Regions from separate parts of the Mus musculus genome. Here region 2 is linked to region 1. A link is a loop called in an ENCODE intact Hi-C map of the cell type or tissue named here. Cell type or tissue: gastrocnemius. All regions are shown on one strand.

The links. Hi-C counts contacts between places; a loop is a spot of excess contacts. Peaks named below come from ENCODE experiments on the same cell type or tissue, not always from the same donor. Only the 100,000 strongest peaks of a DNase experiment are listed, where the experiment ranks them.
Region 2: a loop joins it to region 1, with 2.9 times the contacts of the local background. A loop is called at or near these places in 15 of 42 quality-filtered maps.

Annotation. Positions count from the first base shown.
Region 1 is chr11:11,808,780-11,816,779 of GRCm38, forward strand. It overlaps Fignl1 (fidgetin-like 1), which reads right to left and starts at 183. Exons shown (of 3, transcript NM_021891.3): 1 at 116-183. It overlaps Ddc (dopa decarboxylase), which reads right to left. Exons shown (of 15, transcript NM_001190448.1): 14 at 6,432-6,649; 15 at 5,322-5,738. The coding sequence ends at 6,449. In gastrocnemius, CTCF peaks have their summits at 347 and 3,375 (motif pointing right); DNase peaks (open chromatin) are centred at 210 and 3,372; H3K4me3 peaks cover 1,341 bases; H3K27ac peaks cover 1,366 bases.
Region 2 is chr11:12,528,516-12,536,515 of GRCm38, forward strand. No RefSeq gene overlaps it. Among named protein-coding and RNA genes, the nearest start is that of Cobl, 68 kb to the left of the region's middle. In gastrocnemius, a CTCF peak has its summit at 4,086 (motif pointing left); a DNase peak (open chromatin) is centred at 4,022.

The DNA.
Region 1 (8,000 bases):
CGACAACCCGAGGCCAAGAACGGACAGAAGAAAACAAAACCAAAGTACACCCGGCATGGCAACCACAGCCTCCGCCCGCCGGCTTAGCGGCGAACAGCAGCCTACCGGGGCCCACCTGTGCTCCCTGCCGGGACCGCAGCCACCGAAAAGCGCGCCTTTCGAAGTGCGCCTGCGCGAAGTGACGGCTCGGCCCGCGTTGCGCATGCGTGTAGAGTAAGGGCGGCTGAGCGCGCGCTGCACGCAGCGTGAGGGCGGAGTCTCGGAAGGCCTGAGGTCACCGCCCAGGCCTTAACGCGGGAATTTGGGTTTCCGGCCCGCGCTCTATGAGGGAGATTTAGCCCGCGCGGTGGCGATAAATCTAAGCAAACCCTTGGCTTCCCGTTCACTGCAGCCTTAATATGTTCTTTTTGCCGAGCTAGGTGCTGCAAAGGCACCTAGGCAGAGGCAGTGAGAGAGGAAAGAAAGCTCAGGAGTGTAGAGAGCACGAGTCCCCTGGGAGGGCGAAAGCGGCCCGGGAGGGGGAAGGGGAGGTGTAGCCTCCGGGCCGCCACTCCAGAGCCTGCCCGCCCCGGCGCCCTCCGGCCTTAACCAGTTCAGCAGCAGCTATCAAATAGTGAGACTCGAATACAGGAAGGTTTAGCAAAGGCTACAGCCAGCATTAGACGGAATACCGAGATTACCGAAGTAGTAGCTGGCAGGGGTCCAGTAAGAACTGAAGAGCTTTTTTTTTTTTTTTTTTTTAAAAAAACTAATCGTAGGTAGCTAAAACATGGACAGTCCTGGAGTCACCGAGGGAACTTTCCCCTCATAGCTTTGGGCCCCACCTCACCCCACCCCCACCTCTCTATTACCAACCAAGACGGCTTGCAATTTGGGGAGAGGTCACCAAGGGTTAGGTTCTTAATTGTTTGTATAGGCATAACAAGCCATTGGGTCAGGCTCCAAGCAGTCGGGAGCTGATTGTCAGAGAGGGGAGAGGAGGGGGGCTGTGCTGGGTTGTTGGGTGGTTTTTTTTTTTTTTTTTTTGGTTTCTTTGTCTACAACCCTCATCGCTAAGCCTGCCTGTTTTCACTGGGAAAACTGTACTTTTCTTTTATTCATCCTATCTCCTTCAAATACTGACCAACACTCCTAACCCTGCTTGCTCTACGGCTCTGGGCATTTTTAATCAGGCTGAAGACCTTCCTTACCCATGCAGCCATTCCCAGGCCTGCATTGTTGAGCCTGCCTGCCTTTCTGACCTTTAACTCCAAAAGCATGGTCTCTTTTCCCCTTATCCGTCTGCCTCCTCCAGAGGCTGCCAACATGTCTAGCTTGTCTTATTTTTCCCCTAAATTCAAAATTGCCTTTCGGTTTCCTACTGAGTCTGGGTTTTGTTTTGTTTTAATTATTTTTTTATAAGACCAGGAATCCTGCAAAAAGCAACATTATTCTCTGGCGTCCGTCTTTTTTAAATTGGCTTTGTTAGGCTCACAACCCAGTGTCTACTGTGGAAGAGTTTAAGGCTTAAGCTATGCAAGTAGTAAACTTGCTGACCGAGAACACAAACTGCTTTTGATAGACTCTATTTTCATGGTCAGAAGTTATTGGACCTGCAAGAAAGAAATTGCCACCTAAGCAGACAGAACTGGTCCTTGGTGGGAGAGCTTCTTCTTGTTTATGTATTTATGAGTTTATAACCATAATCTCAGACAATGCTTGTTACAGTTCAGCTGGCTAATTTGTTTTGATCAGAGAAAATAAAATGATCCCAAATAATATGCATCCTCTGCCAGAAAAATTGTGTTTGTAAGCTAGCAAGATGTCTCAGGTAAAGGTATTTATTTCCTGTGCAACCTTGGTGGCCTTAGTGTGGCTTCCAGAACCCACGAAAAAGTGGAAGGATTCAAAACAACTCCACACAGTTGTCCTTTGACTTCTAGGCACATGTCCTTTCCCCACAAACACACAATAATAAGTGTTTATAAAACTGTGTTTGGCCGGGCATGGTGGCACACGCCTTTAATCCCAGCACTCGGGAGGCAGAGGCAGGCAGATTTCTGAGTTCGAGGCCAGAGGTCTACAAAGTGAGTTCCAGGACAGCCAGGGAAACCCTGTCTCAGGGAAGAAAAAAAAAAACTATGTTTGTAAGCAATGTGAGAAGTGGGCTGTTGTAGAGATAGGAAAGAAGATGGGACAAAATTAAATCTGTCTCTTTTTCTGAGATTCCCCGAGTACAGTTGGATCCTGAAATCCACTTCAAACATGCCTTGGTGAAAGAGGACCCGTGAAGATTGGAGATGTAGCCAGCCATTCCTCGGATATACAGTCTAACATGAATGGAACATACAGTCCTAATGAAAAGTTTTCATTAGACGGTGCTCTCCCCTACGACCAGAGGCAGAATTTTAACAAGTCTGACAAAGTTCTCGTTAGCCTTTATATTCCCGAACGGGGCAACCTTCACTCTACAAAACAGAACAAGAGCCGGTACTGGGCAGGAACAGAAGGGTGAGCTTCGTAACGCAGGGAGCCGAGCCTGTCGGAAAGGAGCTGACAGGTTGATTCAGCTCACTTCAGCTCATTTCTCTTGTGAGGTTAGAGCAGACTTAGTCAAGCTGAGGTAGTTTGGCCTCTGGCTGCTGTGAATTTGCTGTGTTTAGGAAAAACTGGTCCATGTGTGGACTCTTCTGCTTCTAGTTTGAACAGGCTATGGGGTCATGCCATAATTCTTCTTGTGACTGTTTATTGCATGTCTGCTTTGGGGAACAACACAAGTTTCTTTAAAAAGACCTTTTCAAATATTACCAGTTTATGCAAGCAACTTACTTTGCTAGTAATTTTGTATTGTTTTTCCCATTACTTTTTACAAGGGTAGGTTATGGCACACAGAGAGAAGTGCTCAAGAAACAGATTTTGATACCAAAGAAGTAAACACTATTAATATTTGGGAATTTATATTATTCATTTAAAAAAATTAATACAGCAATCATTAGGCCAAAATGCTATTGGGTAAGTACCATGTTTCCTCAAATGTGAACTTTCTGAGTAGAATACCAGTAATACCATTTTTGAGTTTATGCCATTGATTGGATTCAATCAATGTTAAAAGTTCAATCCTGCCTTGCCTTGGGGTCTTGTCCTATATCCCTTTCCCAGGTCCTTCTATCTCGGCCTTTTCTGTGTGCTGACTCGTATTCAGTCAGCCTGACTTGGATCTCCAGTTCCAGGAAGCCTTTTCTCTGCTACGTTCTAAACAAGAGATGTTCCAGGATAAGCCTTTTGTTGGCTGTCTGCTGTGTCCAGATAAGTCTAGGGCTTTCTCAGCTCCAGGTTGAAGTGCCTGGAATCAGTGAAAACCTGAGGTCTAGCATCACGCATCACTGCCACCAGAGGTCACTGTGCTCCAGTGAGCAACTGCAGTAGGCACAGATTTAAATGCACTTGCTACGCGTCCCGGCATTCTCAATTCGCTTTTGTTTGGTTGGTTTTGATTTTTCAAGACAAGGTTTCTGTGTGTAGCCTTGACTGTCCTGGAACTCGCTTTATAGGTCAAGGTGGCCTTGAACTCAAGAGATCTGCCCACCTGCCTCTGGCTTCTAAGCACTGGAAGCAGTAAAGCACTAAAGCACTATGCCTGCCTGGCTTTGGAATACTGACTTCTATCTGAATAATGTATAGTTGGGATCAAAGGCAAGGTTTACCCAGGAAGATAAATGGATCTTGTCCCATAAGCACCAAATCCCAACCCCCACCCCCCACCCCCCACTGCCATGCAGCTTACCTCATAGAATTTTTCCTTTTTTTTTTTTTTTTTTTTTTGTTTGTTTGTTTTTTGTTTTTCGAGACAGGGTTTCTCTGTATAGCCCTGGCTGTCCTGGAACTCACTTTGTAGACCAGGCTGGCCTCGAACTCAGAAATCCGCCTGCCTCTGCCTCCCGAGTGCTGGGATTAAAGGCGTGCGCCACCACGCCCAGCTATGGAATTTTTTAAATAGGTATTGAGTTGCTATTTTTAAATGTGGATAGCAGCACCTGGCATAGAGTAAGTGCGGGTGTATGATTTTGTTAACTGGGAGGAAGCGCTTCTTCCTGTTTCTAGGGCTGGGTGTTTTGGTGTCTGAGCACCATGTTGAAGAAAGGCCAAGAAGATGGGATGTGCTGCTAGCAACTTGACACAAAGCTAGAGTCATTTGGGAAGAGGAAAATGCTCTCACTAGATTGACCTGTGGGACATTTTCTTGATTGAAGATTTATATGGGAAGACTGGCCTCACTATAGGCAGTGCCACCCCTGGACTGATGTGGCCTCATTACTGTAAGAAAGCAAACTGAGTAAAACAACATTACCCCATGCCCTCTTCATCAGGTCCTGCCTTGAGTACTTCCTTGACTTCTTTCATTGATGGGCTGTGATGTGGAAGTGGGAGCCAAATCAACCCTTTCCTTCTCTAGTTGCTTTTGATCGTGGTGTTTTATCATAGCACTAGAAACTCTAATAAGACAGTGGATGCACTAAAAATGAGCCGTAGTTAGACAAGACTGTACCCTTCCTGGGTTTGAACATAAGCTGAGATCTTAGACTCTATTCCCTAAAGATTCAGAACGTTTAGATAACCCCTACCTCCCATTTATGCAGTCTAGGATCCAAGCCCAAGGGAAGATGCCACCGGGGGGCTGATTTTCACCACCTCAAGTAACATAATCAATATAATCTCTCAGAGTGTGGCCATATGCAACCTAAATTAGAAATTCCCTGGAGGCATGTCTCCTCGACGATTCTAGATCCTATCAAGTGGATACTCCATATAAACGACCATACCTGTTAGTAACACAAGGACCTCATGTGAATGCCGTTGACAATTCTAAAGTCTCCAAAGGACCAAAATACACTTATGCTGGGACTGCGGAGATGGCTAAGTAGCTAAGAGTGCACACTGGTCTTGTAGAAAACCCACTTGGTTTTTAGCACCCACAATTAGAAGGGTTATAATTGCCTATAACTGTAGCTCTAGAGGATAGAATGGCCTCTTCTGGCCTCCTTGTGCAACATGCACACACGCACACACATATACACACACAATTAAAAATAAATCTACAAAAAAATAACATTTTTCTAAAATCAGAATCATTCCATATAAAGATCAGAGATTATTTGAGTAAATACCTAGAAATTGAACTCATGAAATCTAAGCAGAACTTGAGTGTTGTTAATGATTCTGAATAGTGACTGACATATACCAGGCTTTCATTAAACACATGATGACCAAGTGTCTGAAAGGGTTAGTCAAGTTCACAAGAATGAGTCTGATACAGTGTAAAACAAGACGCTTACTCAATACAGTTAGTATTGCACATAGGTTGTTTATTTAGTATTTAGCCACACAGAGGATAAGTTAACAGCCATAGATATACTCTGAAGGTAAGACCAAAGACTGCCCTGGAAACTATTTCTATAAGCCTATCCTGCCACCAATGACCTTATGAGCACAAAGACATCTTATTATCAACAGAAGTCACGGCCACACAAAGAACAGAAGCTAGAGCCACTGACAATAGCTTTCCACACAGAAAATACTTTTCCCTGGACAATACAGAAAATATTTCTTCATTGATAAGTCACCAAAAAGTCAGTCAGAGGTTTCTGGTTAATGTTGGAGACACACATGACGCCACATGTAATCATGATTTCACGAAGACGGAGTGGTAGTTATTTTTCTCTTTCCAGTTTTCAGATAAACTTCTTTTCAACTTTTGATCTCTATGGGAGAAAAAAAATAGCAAGAACTTAGAGGCTAACTTAGAAATAAGGAGAGCTGGCAATGTAGCTCAGTAGTAGTGCACCTGCCTAGAAGGCCAAGATCCTTGTTCCTTTCCCGATACTACAGAAACAAAAATAAAATAATAAAAATTAGAATTTTCTGTACTTCTAAACTGACTTCAGAGAAGGAATACACTGTTTCTGCAGTGTCCAATACAATAGATCATTTTAACAAAAGAGTTCATGTTACCAATCTAACATCTCTAGTGATAAATTTTATAAATTACTCTGGCTGTGATTCTTCCTCTCTGATAAGCAGCACAGAAGCCTGCCTGCCCTTCCTTACCATCGCACTTTGGGTCTTTCCTGACGGTCACATGAAAATCCCATTTACTGTTTTCATGTAGCTAAAGCTTATTTGGATAGTTGCTTTGGTCAGTGCTGTTTGGGGAAATCTGAAGGGAAAGTATACAGCAAGATCTATACACTATTGTATATAAGCCCACAGAAATGAATACAAATTCACTCTGTAGAATCATGGCACATAACATTCTTTCTGCCACTCCTGACTGACTATGATAGTTTTCTCTTCCTCACTGCACAGCCACTCAGCACTAAGTGGCCATGCTGGGACTGAGCTGGAATCCTGATGCCTCCACAAGGAAACAGATGTCCCTGGTGCAGCTAGCTTACCTGAAGCAGCTCTGCTTTCATTCTTTCTCTGCCCTCAGCACACTGCTTGCTAGATCACTGATGTGTTCCCAGGCCAGCTGCACGTGGGCAGACTCCACAGTGCGAGCGCACACAGCAAAGCGTAGCACAAACTTGTCTCGGAGACGACATGGAACCAAGTGGATTTTTTTGGCGCTGTTTATTCTTTGTAAGAGAGTTTCGTTCAACTCATTGGAGCCCTGGGGGAATTAGAAAGCAGATCCATCGTATAACACAAAGTCTAGTAACACCTAGAGACGGTAGACAATGAAGAAACCATCTTTACTTTTCTTTTACATGTAAGATGGCAGAAAGTTTGATGAAATGACTAACATGGGCTTAAAGAACTTATAAGATAACTTCTCCCTGTGATAGCGTTTCTCAGCAATCTGTATTATCAGAAGTTGACCTTCTTATCCTCCAAGTTTGTTTAAGAAAGATGAAGGTCCCTGGAGGGACTGTCAGCAAATAGATGAGGATAAACTATGTGACCCTGTCTCTGGTACACTAGAGCAGCTTTAGATACATTGGAACCCACGGGAGGTCTCAACAACAGAGACCATGGAGCACCCCAGGCAAGGCTAGCTGTTTCCCAGAAGAATCTCTAAAGGGCATTTGTAAATGCGGGAATGGGGGATTATGGATAATCTCTATACAGCTTCTCTAGAAAGAAAATAGTCAACAAGCTGGAGACAGAGAGGCCAGAGCCCTCCACTCCCAATGACTAACCAGAGATAAGAGGACCTTATCAAACAACACACAGCCAGCCATCACTTTCCAGCTGGGCCCCAAGTAGACAGGCTGGTAGCTGTTCTCTGCCTATTTCTTTACTCCTTTGTATAACTGTCATGAAATGGCTTCCAAGCTGCTAAGCCTTTCCGTCTAGCAAAATGTACCAGGGGCTGGTTTCAGGCTTCACTCCCTAATCATAAGACCCTTGCTAGGCTAGACCACTATTCTGGATTTTAAGGGTCGAGAGGTAGGAGGATACATGGAAAGGAAAGTGTTACCTCTGCCTGGACCATGACAGCTGAACACCTGCTGGATATTGAGAACTGCTCTTGGCCTTGGACAGATTCACATGCTTCTAGCTTCAGGTCTGAGTGTGACATCTAAGAAAATCTTTTCTCTCACTATACGTGAGAGAACTACAGGCTATTCATATTGTTGGTATAGATGCTGTGACTGGACAATAAGGTCCTATTCAAGGAAGGATGATAAACACACACACACACACACACACACACACACATATGAGAGCACACACTTGAAATTCATATAACACAAAAAACAAAAGCCAGTTATTTAGGGGAAAGTTGTGTGCTATTTTCAATTGCTTTAGGTTAGAAAGCACTTCCAAGAAGCAGGACCAGAAAGCAAACAGAAATGATCAGAGATGCAATAATGAAGAGGCAAAAGTAGGGCTAGAGAGATGGCTCAGCAGTTAAGAGCACTGACTATTCTCTCAGAGGTCCTGAGTTCAATTCCCAGCAACCACATGGTGGCTCTCAACTATCTATAATGAGATCCAATGCGTTTTTAAAAAGATTT
Region 2 (8,000 bases), 720 kb after region 1:
AGCTACACATTTCTTTTCTTTATAATGTTAACCTGTCTGAGGTAGAGAGTGTACTACTATAATCCCTGTAACTATTTCTCCTGTTACCACAACTACTGCTTCACCACTATCTCTACTGACCATCACCACATCACTACCACTACTAGCTGTGTCCTTTATAAGCATAAACATGTATTTTTCTTTCTTGTACCTTACCTGACCCTACTGAGACCTTGCAATCTAGTTGGGTCTCAGTGGCTGGTGGGGCTGGAGGTTGGAGACTGGAACAAGGAGGTCCTCTCTGAAGCTCCAGGGTGGTCCCTGGGAAAGCAGCACCTGCAGAGGCTGGGATGAAAAACCTAGAGACAGAGGAAACCCACACCCCTCTGTGAACTCCCACTGAGGGAGCAGAGCCTCTTGTGTATGTCCTGAGAGGAACAGGGGGATGGAGCTGTGCAAACAACAGTGCAGCCCAGCAGACCCACCACAGAACCTCTGTTTAAGGCCCTCCAAGAAGAATTGCTTTTATTCATCACCACGGACTCTGCCCTTCTCGATGCTCATCTCAGTAGACTGACCCAGTGTGAAAATTCGATCCTTCTTAAGTCAGCTTTTGTCCTCACCAATTCCGTCTCCTGGTCCCCTTTCCAGGTTTCTTTCTGCCTCATTCTGCTTCTTCCCCTTTGACCCTTCTTCACAGATGTACCCAGCTGTGTTTACCACCACCCAGCTGTGTTTACCTCCACTCTGTTGCCTGATCCGGAGACCCTAGAGTTACAGGTCAATTGAGAAGAAATGTAAAAGACCAACAGCAATTAAGGCCCAAACAGAACATTCTGGATTGACATTTCTTTCTGCTAACAATAGTGAAATAGAGACCCCATGGAATTCTCAGGAGTAATGTAGTGCCATATTGGCCTCAAATACTTTTTGAACTCAGATACTTATGCAAAAAAAAACCTGAAATATAATTATTTTCCTCATCTTTTATATTGATGCAACAAGAAAAGTTGTTCTGCATCTAATAGTAATCTTTGATTCCTAATGACATCACAGGATACAATTAATCATGTAAGAGTAGAAATATGCAATACCATTCTGCCTCTAACTGCATCTAATGGCAATCTCTGATCCTCACCTATGTGAGAGGATATGATCAGTTATGTAAGAATAGAAGTCTTTAGTACCATTCATGTCTGTTGGGATGTGTTTACTTTTGTTGTTGTAGATCATCCTAATTTGCTTTCTGTTGCTGGGATAAATGTCATAACCTAAACCAACTTGAAAATGTTTTTATTTCAGGTTACCAGTTAGAGTTACTCCTTGAGGGAAGGCAGAGTATGAGCTCAAAACTGGAAGCTGAGGCAGGAACTGAAGCGGAGATCACAGAGGAACTGTTTTGCTTTCTCTGATTTGCTCAGCTACCCTTCTTATACAGCCCAGGTCCACCTGCCCATAGATGATCCTGCCCATACTGGGATGGGCTCTTCTACATCAACAAGAAATTAAGAAAATGCCCTACAGATGTATTCACAAGCCTGGCTGATGGAAACCACCCTTTCACTGAAGTTCTTTCCTCTCAAGTTGTAAAGTTTGTATCAAGTTGATAAAAACTATGGCAGAAATTGGCTGTGGGGCTTCAGATACGCTATTTACTTGCTAAGCTAAGCTAAACACGTGCTGACATAGACCCTAGTTCCTGTCCAAAAAATCCTGAATCACACAAAGTTGGATTTAATGACTGGATCCCAGAAAATGTCAGGTTGACAGATATTATTCAATACTACTGCAGACATACGCCTTCAGCAATGTGTAGGGGCTCAGAAATTAGGGGAAATGACTCTTCCTTCAACATATCTATTTAGAGAAAGATACGGGAAAGAGAGATGGAGAGAGAGAGAAATAAAGACTTCCATACTCAAAGAGACCATTAGGAATCATTATCAGCTAGCTCTATCATGGGGCTTACTTGAGGAATAAATACAAAAGTAAAGGCATTCAGAGACACCAAGCATCCTCTAGATGTTGGATAGTATTAGGGATAATTGATAACTTTGGAATGACTATATGCTTTTTAAAAGTAATATTTGTCCTTTAAAAGAGTATGGTAAAGTGTTTTTAAGATCAGTAACCTGGTGCTAGGGAATTGCTTATTATAATCTGAATCTAAGGGCAGATGAACAGTTTGAGACTGCTAAGATGGGTGACTGCTGTATGGAAACCACTTTCCTTTTTTTTCAGTTCCTCTGTTCTAGAATGTGCATATTCAATGTAAAATAATAATGTTTACCTGATAAGAGAGATACCATGGTCAAGGCATTAGTTTTTAAGGGCCATGCTACTGCCGTTTTGTTGTGCCTGTCCCTGTGGCTTCTTCAAATGTGGGTTATTCAACTGCACAACTTATAATAATGGATGATATTATCTGTACAGAAAATAAAATAATAACAGTCAAATAACAAGCTATAAAGAACAAAGGTGTCTGGGGATACCTCAACAGCCTAACAGAACAGAGCCTGTAGTTTGACATTGACGACAACCAATGTAACAAGTGGGATGTCTGCAATCTATCCAATGATGAGTGACTGGACACTTATGACTAATATTCAGAGGAGGATTTACATGACCTTGCACTTACAAATTTGAAAATCATTGATCGCTGGACTTTGGGTGCCAGGCGTACCGTGAGACAGAATGCTTGCCTTGCTCCATCTCCTCCAAGGACACACTGAAGCTCTCCTGCTCTCCTGTTGTTTCCTGCACAAGCTCACTTCTTCGCTACTTATTAATATACTTCCTACGTTGACAGCTGTCACTTCCTGGAACTGCATACCCTCATTTCTCCAACTCACTGCTCTCCGTTTCTAAGCTTAGTATGTGTGCCTACTAAACTGACCAATTAAAATAGACTGATGTCTGAATGGAACCCACTGAAAAATGTGCCTAATCTATGCTGGCAGAGAAATACTTGCCTGTGTTTTATGATGAGGCAATCCATCACCAGAAACACATTTCTAAAAGCAGAGGTGCTTAAAACACTTTCAGATTACAGAAATGGAGACATGCTTTTAGGTTGCAGTAGCCAGTCACTGTGGTATCAAGTCCTGTCTGATGTATTAATGAGGCCACTTGGGCTGGGTGAAGCCTCCCCTGGGCTGAGGGAAGAGCAACTACTCATGTCTGTTGTGGGCACACAGAACATACAGCCCCTGTTTTCATCTGCCCATCAAATAAGTCTACAGATGCCTAAAACAGCATCTCAATAGGAGAGGCATCATTGGTCTATGACGGTGTCAAAACTGAAGAATATCTGTGTATGTAATTTGTCTAGTATGTGCAAGGCCCTGGTGCAATGCCTAGTAATACACACACACACACACACACACACACACACACACACACACACACAAACAGAGGGAGAGGGGGAGGGAGAGGGAGAGGGAGAGGGAAATTAGCTTTAAAATCTCAGCTATCCCCTTTATTAAATATGTGAACCCTAGCCAAGTTCAGAGAAACAAAAATGATGGACAGTCAGAGAGACACTGAACAGGGGAAGAAAATGGAAAGGGATGTTGGGAGTTAGCAGCCAGAGGGAGGGACACAAGGGCTATAAAGTTTACAAAGAGCCTAAAGCTGGAGCAGAGACTGCTGAGATTATGTGGGAGGCCATCTTTGGGGACAAATTTTGTCTGCATTGGCTTGGGTAGGCCTTATCGCAGTGTTAACTACAACCACGCCCAAGCCTTGAGGCCATCAGAATTTGCACCAAGTTCAGAGGGTTTCTGAAAGGCAGCAAGCTATCCTGCGTGAGCAGCACCATGGAAACAGCATGGCTCTGCAGGGGTGGGAGGTGGGAGGTGGGAGGTGGGGGGTGGCTTGTCAGCTGCATGGTTTGCTTGTGTCTGAGCTTGGCTTCCAGGACTGCTTGCTCCAGTGAGGGCAGGGTAGAGAAGGAAGGTGAGCCACGGAGTGGTTGTTCTGGAAGGCTTTAGCCAATCCTCTGAGAGCAGCTAGCAGGGTTTCCTAGGCAGCTCCCTAGACTGCCCAAGCTTGAGCCAGTAAGAAGGCTTGCTGCAGAACCCTTTGGAAACAAATCTGCTTCCATCTAGTGGTAACTGAGACAACATACAGCGGACAGATGGTAAATGATTGCCTAAGCAAGCCTTATTGCTCTCTTCCAAGCCCAAGGGCAAATCACTTTCCAGATCAGAAGCCTGGTCCTGCAAGGAGAGCCATGTGCCTTCTTCGCCTATAAAGTGCGAAAATCTTGAGGGCTCTACAGCTTCTGGGGCTCACTGGATGGTCGAAATAGACACTTCACAGACCTAAAGAGAAGCAAAGTGTCTAGTCTCATGTGTCTCTGAAAACTTGAATCTGTGCAAAGAGCATCTAAATAGGTAGAGAAGAAACACACACACAAATGATCAAATAGATCTCGGACGAGCAACTATTTGGGATTCAGCAGCAAGCGAGGCTTAAATAATATAGTCAAATCTGTTCAGTACACAACGATTTGTTTTCATTTCTCAGTTTTTCATTGCTTTGGGAAAACCAGTATTTCATGCTTGTTTGGCAAAAGGACATAGGAATAATGCTTTATGTTAAGTTACTTTGATTTCCCTAAAGGGAAAGTCTCTCTAAAGGCAGCCAGGAACTTCTGCGCTTCTCATTCTAAGCCCAGAAACAGTGGATCCAACCAAGACTGGGACACAGAGGCAGAGGTTCAGCAAACACTCTTCAGGTTCTCTGCAGAGAGCGCCTGTTGCTCTGCTCCGCCCTTCATCTTTCCCCTTTCTCCAAAGGGACACATTCTGTGCTCCCCGTTTTTTTTTTTCTGTTTCTTAGATTATTTATTTTTCCAACTACCAACAATTATCCATCCTTCTCCATAACTCCCAACAGCCATTTGGAAGTCACTGAATGTTGGAACCCAAAGGACTCTATTTAAGTCTTTATATCAACACAACGAGTCAATCATTGTGAGGAGCCGCCCTCACAGTCGCCGTTACAAGATGGCGCTGACATCCATTGCTCGTAGTAAAAGGTGGGCAGGCGTCAGGGAATCTTTCCATTACCTGAGCCCTGCCTGTCTCGTGGCGTCATCTGGCTGAAGGTGGGCAGCCAATCCCGGTGGTGCACATCTCCAACCGTACTTCCAACAGTACTTCGCAGCCTATATAAGGGAAGTGTTTTCTGCTCTCTGGGTCTCCTCTCCTGAAGCTGATCATCTATCTCTCAAGATGTATTAAAGCTGTACTGCAGAAGGATCCGAGTGGCCTGCGTGCGTTTTGCTGGCGAGACAGTAGCATGGGTCAAATCATCTTTGAGACTTTTGGACAAGAGATACACTAACTGGTTAATGAGTTTTGACTATTGTAACATTATTTTGGATAGTCACAAGTGTCTTAGTCTATTCATTTACCCAATGGCTTGCTCATACACCCATTTCTTCTGTGCAGTGTCACACTGGTCTTTAATTCCCACAGAATACTCAGGTGCTATGCCACATTTCTTAGCTTTTCTGGTCAGAGGTAGTGGACATGTTCTGGCCAATGGGCTGATTAAGTTGTGCTACACCTAACACTGTATTCTCAACATCTGTATTCCTTTGTGTTGGGAATCTTGGTGATTAGTGTTGTGCTGATAAATGTGAGTCTGCATAATCTATGGTGTCTCACAATATTACGTTAGTATGTGTCATCCTCTATTCTATGTGTATGGGGGGGATTATAATACCTGGCTGTCGCAAGCCAACATGAACTGAAACTGGAGATAGAGCTATCAAATCAAAGTTACCTGCATGCAGAGTTACAGCATGGAGCAGCCATGAAAGTCATTTTTGCTAAGAACAGATCCTACATATGTGAAAGCAAATTGTTAAGTACTAAACCTCAGGGATTGTGTTTGTTGCTGAAGCTCAAACAGGGCTTATTGACTATGACCTCAATATTTGCTACAAGATTTGAGATTTTCAGTGTTCTAAATGACTAGAGAACATATCGCTAATGCCTTCTTCTTGAAGTTCTTTGTTTTGGTATAAAACAAATACAAAAAAAAAGTGTGATGGCCTAGACATGTAGCTCACAGGTAACACAATTCTTACCATATACATGATCTTAGGTGAAATTCCCAGAACACAAAGACATAGACATAAATACAGACAGTCACACACAGACAAATACCACACATGCACACACACACACACACACACACACACACACACACACACACACACCATCATCACCAGCACCACACCACCAGCACCACTTCCCCCACCACCAGACAGACAGTCACACACAGACACATACCATACATAAATACACAACGACAATAACAGACAGACATAGATACAGAGAGACACAGACACAGATACAGACAAGACAGACAGACAGACAGACATCGACAGAGAGAGGGGGGAGGGAGAGAAGGGGGAGGGAGGGAGAAAGAGGGGGGGAGGGAGGGAGAGAGGGGGAGAGGGAGAGAGAGAGAGGGAGAGGGAGAGAGAGAGAGAGAGAGAGAGAGAGAGAGAGAGAGAGAGAGAGAGAGAGAGTATGTTAGGTGAGTTCTTTCTCTCATCCCTCCATACTTGTAATTGTTCTTTAGACTGACTGAAGGAGGCAGGAGACTCGATGAAGAAAGAAAGGATTTTGCTGACTATACACATACCATTGGTTCCTTCAGAGAATGAACCCTCAGATGTTATGCTTGGGAGGCACAGGCCAGAAAGAATGTGCTTGACCTCAGACTCCAGAGAGAATCACATTTTTCACATGTGTCAGCCTGGAGCAGTGATCTGGGAACAATGTAGACAGCATGAGGTATGGCTGGGGGTTTGATGGAGACAGTACACCCCCTCTGGCTTTAATTATGAGGGTCAGGCACCTCTAGTACATTCATAATCAGATGTCCAACAGAAGAACGGATCTTTTCTCATGAGCACAGCCCCATTGCCAATGCTACTGATGTTATTGGTCTGGGATTGTTCAGAGATTCACTAATCTGACAATGAATAAGATTTTAATAAGTAACTTTTATTTAGATACTGGACTGACTGGCTCCTGGACTACACCTGAGACAGTGCCCCAGATACAACATTTACCCATAGCATCACAGTGGGACTTACAAAGCCCAAAACCCCCAAGATTACACGGATTATGCCTACATGTAGGCAGGAGCTTATTATTTTTTTTAAAATATGTCTTATATTTGTTCTACTTATCTTTTTGAGCAGACTAAGCAAGATTGATTATAAAAGCAGAAGTAGTTGTTAACCTTATGACCTAGTATTTTGCAAGAGCAACAAATTTTACAAGATCAGTCAGTTTAAGAATAATCTTCAAGAAAGTACCCAAGGAGCTGAAGGGGTCTGCAACCCTATAGGTGGAACAACAATATGAACTAACCAGTATCCCCAGAGCTCATGTCTCTACCTACATATGTAGCAGAAGATGGCCTTCATTGGGAAGAGAGGCCCCTAGGTCTTGCAAACTTTATATGCCCCAGTACAGGGGAATGCCAGGGCCAAGAAGTGGGAGTGGGTGGGTAGGGGAGGGTATAGGGAACTTTTGGGATAGCATTTGAAATGTAAATAAAGAAAATATCTAATAAAATAAAATTAAAAAAAAGAATAATCAACATCGGGTGATAAAAGGAAGTGGGTTGCTAGGGTAGAGCTTGTACTAGCTAGGTAGGGTCTTACATGTTAGAGGCATTTTTGCCTTCTTGTCTCTCAAGCATAGTCAGTTTAAACTTTAAAGGTAGTGTTAACTATCACACTGAAATGCCTAAAAATTACATGAATATTTAGGGGGGGAAACCAGGAAATTTCAAGTGACTCAGATTTAATTTGAACAATTTGTCATCTTCCCTTGTCAGCAAGGGAAAATCATACCCGAAATAGAGATGACGTTAGTAAAGATACACTTTTGTACATGAGTTTTATGGAAGGAAAACTGTCCCCATCATAATGGTACAGTCTTGCTCACTGCTTGTATTTGTTGTCTATTGCTGTGTGACAAATT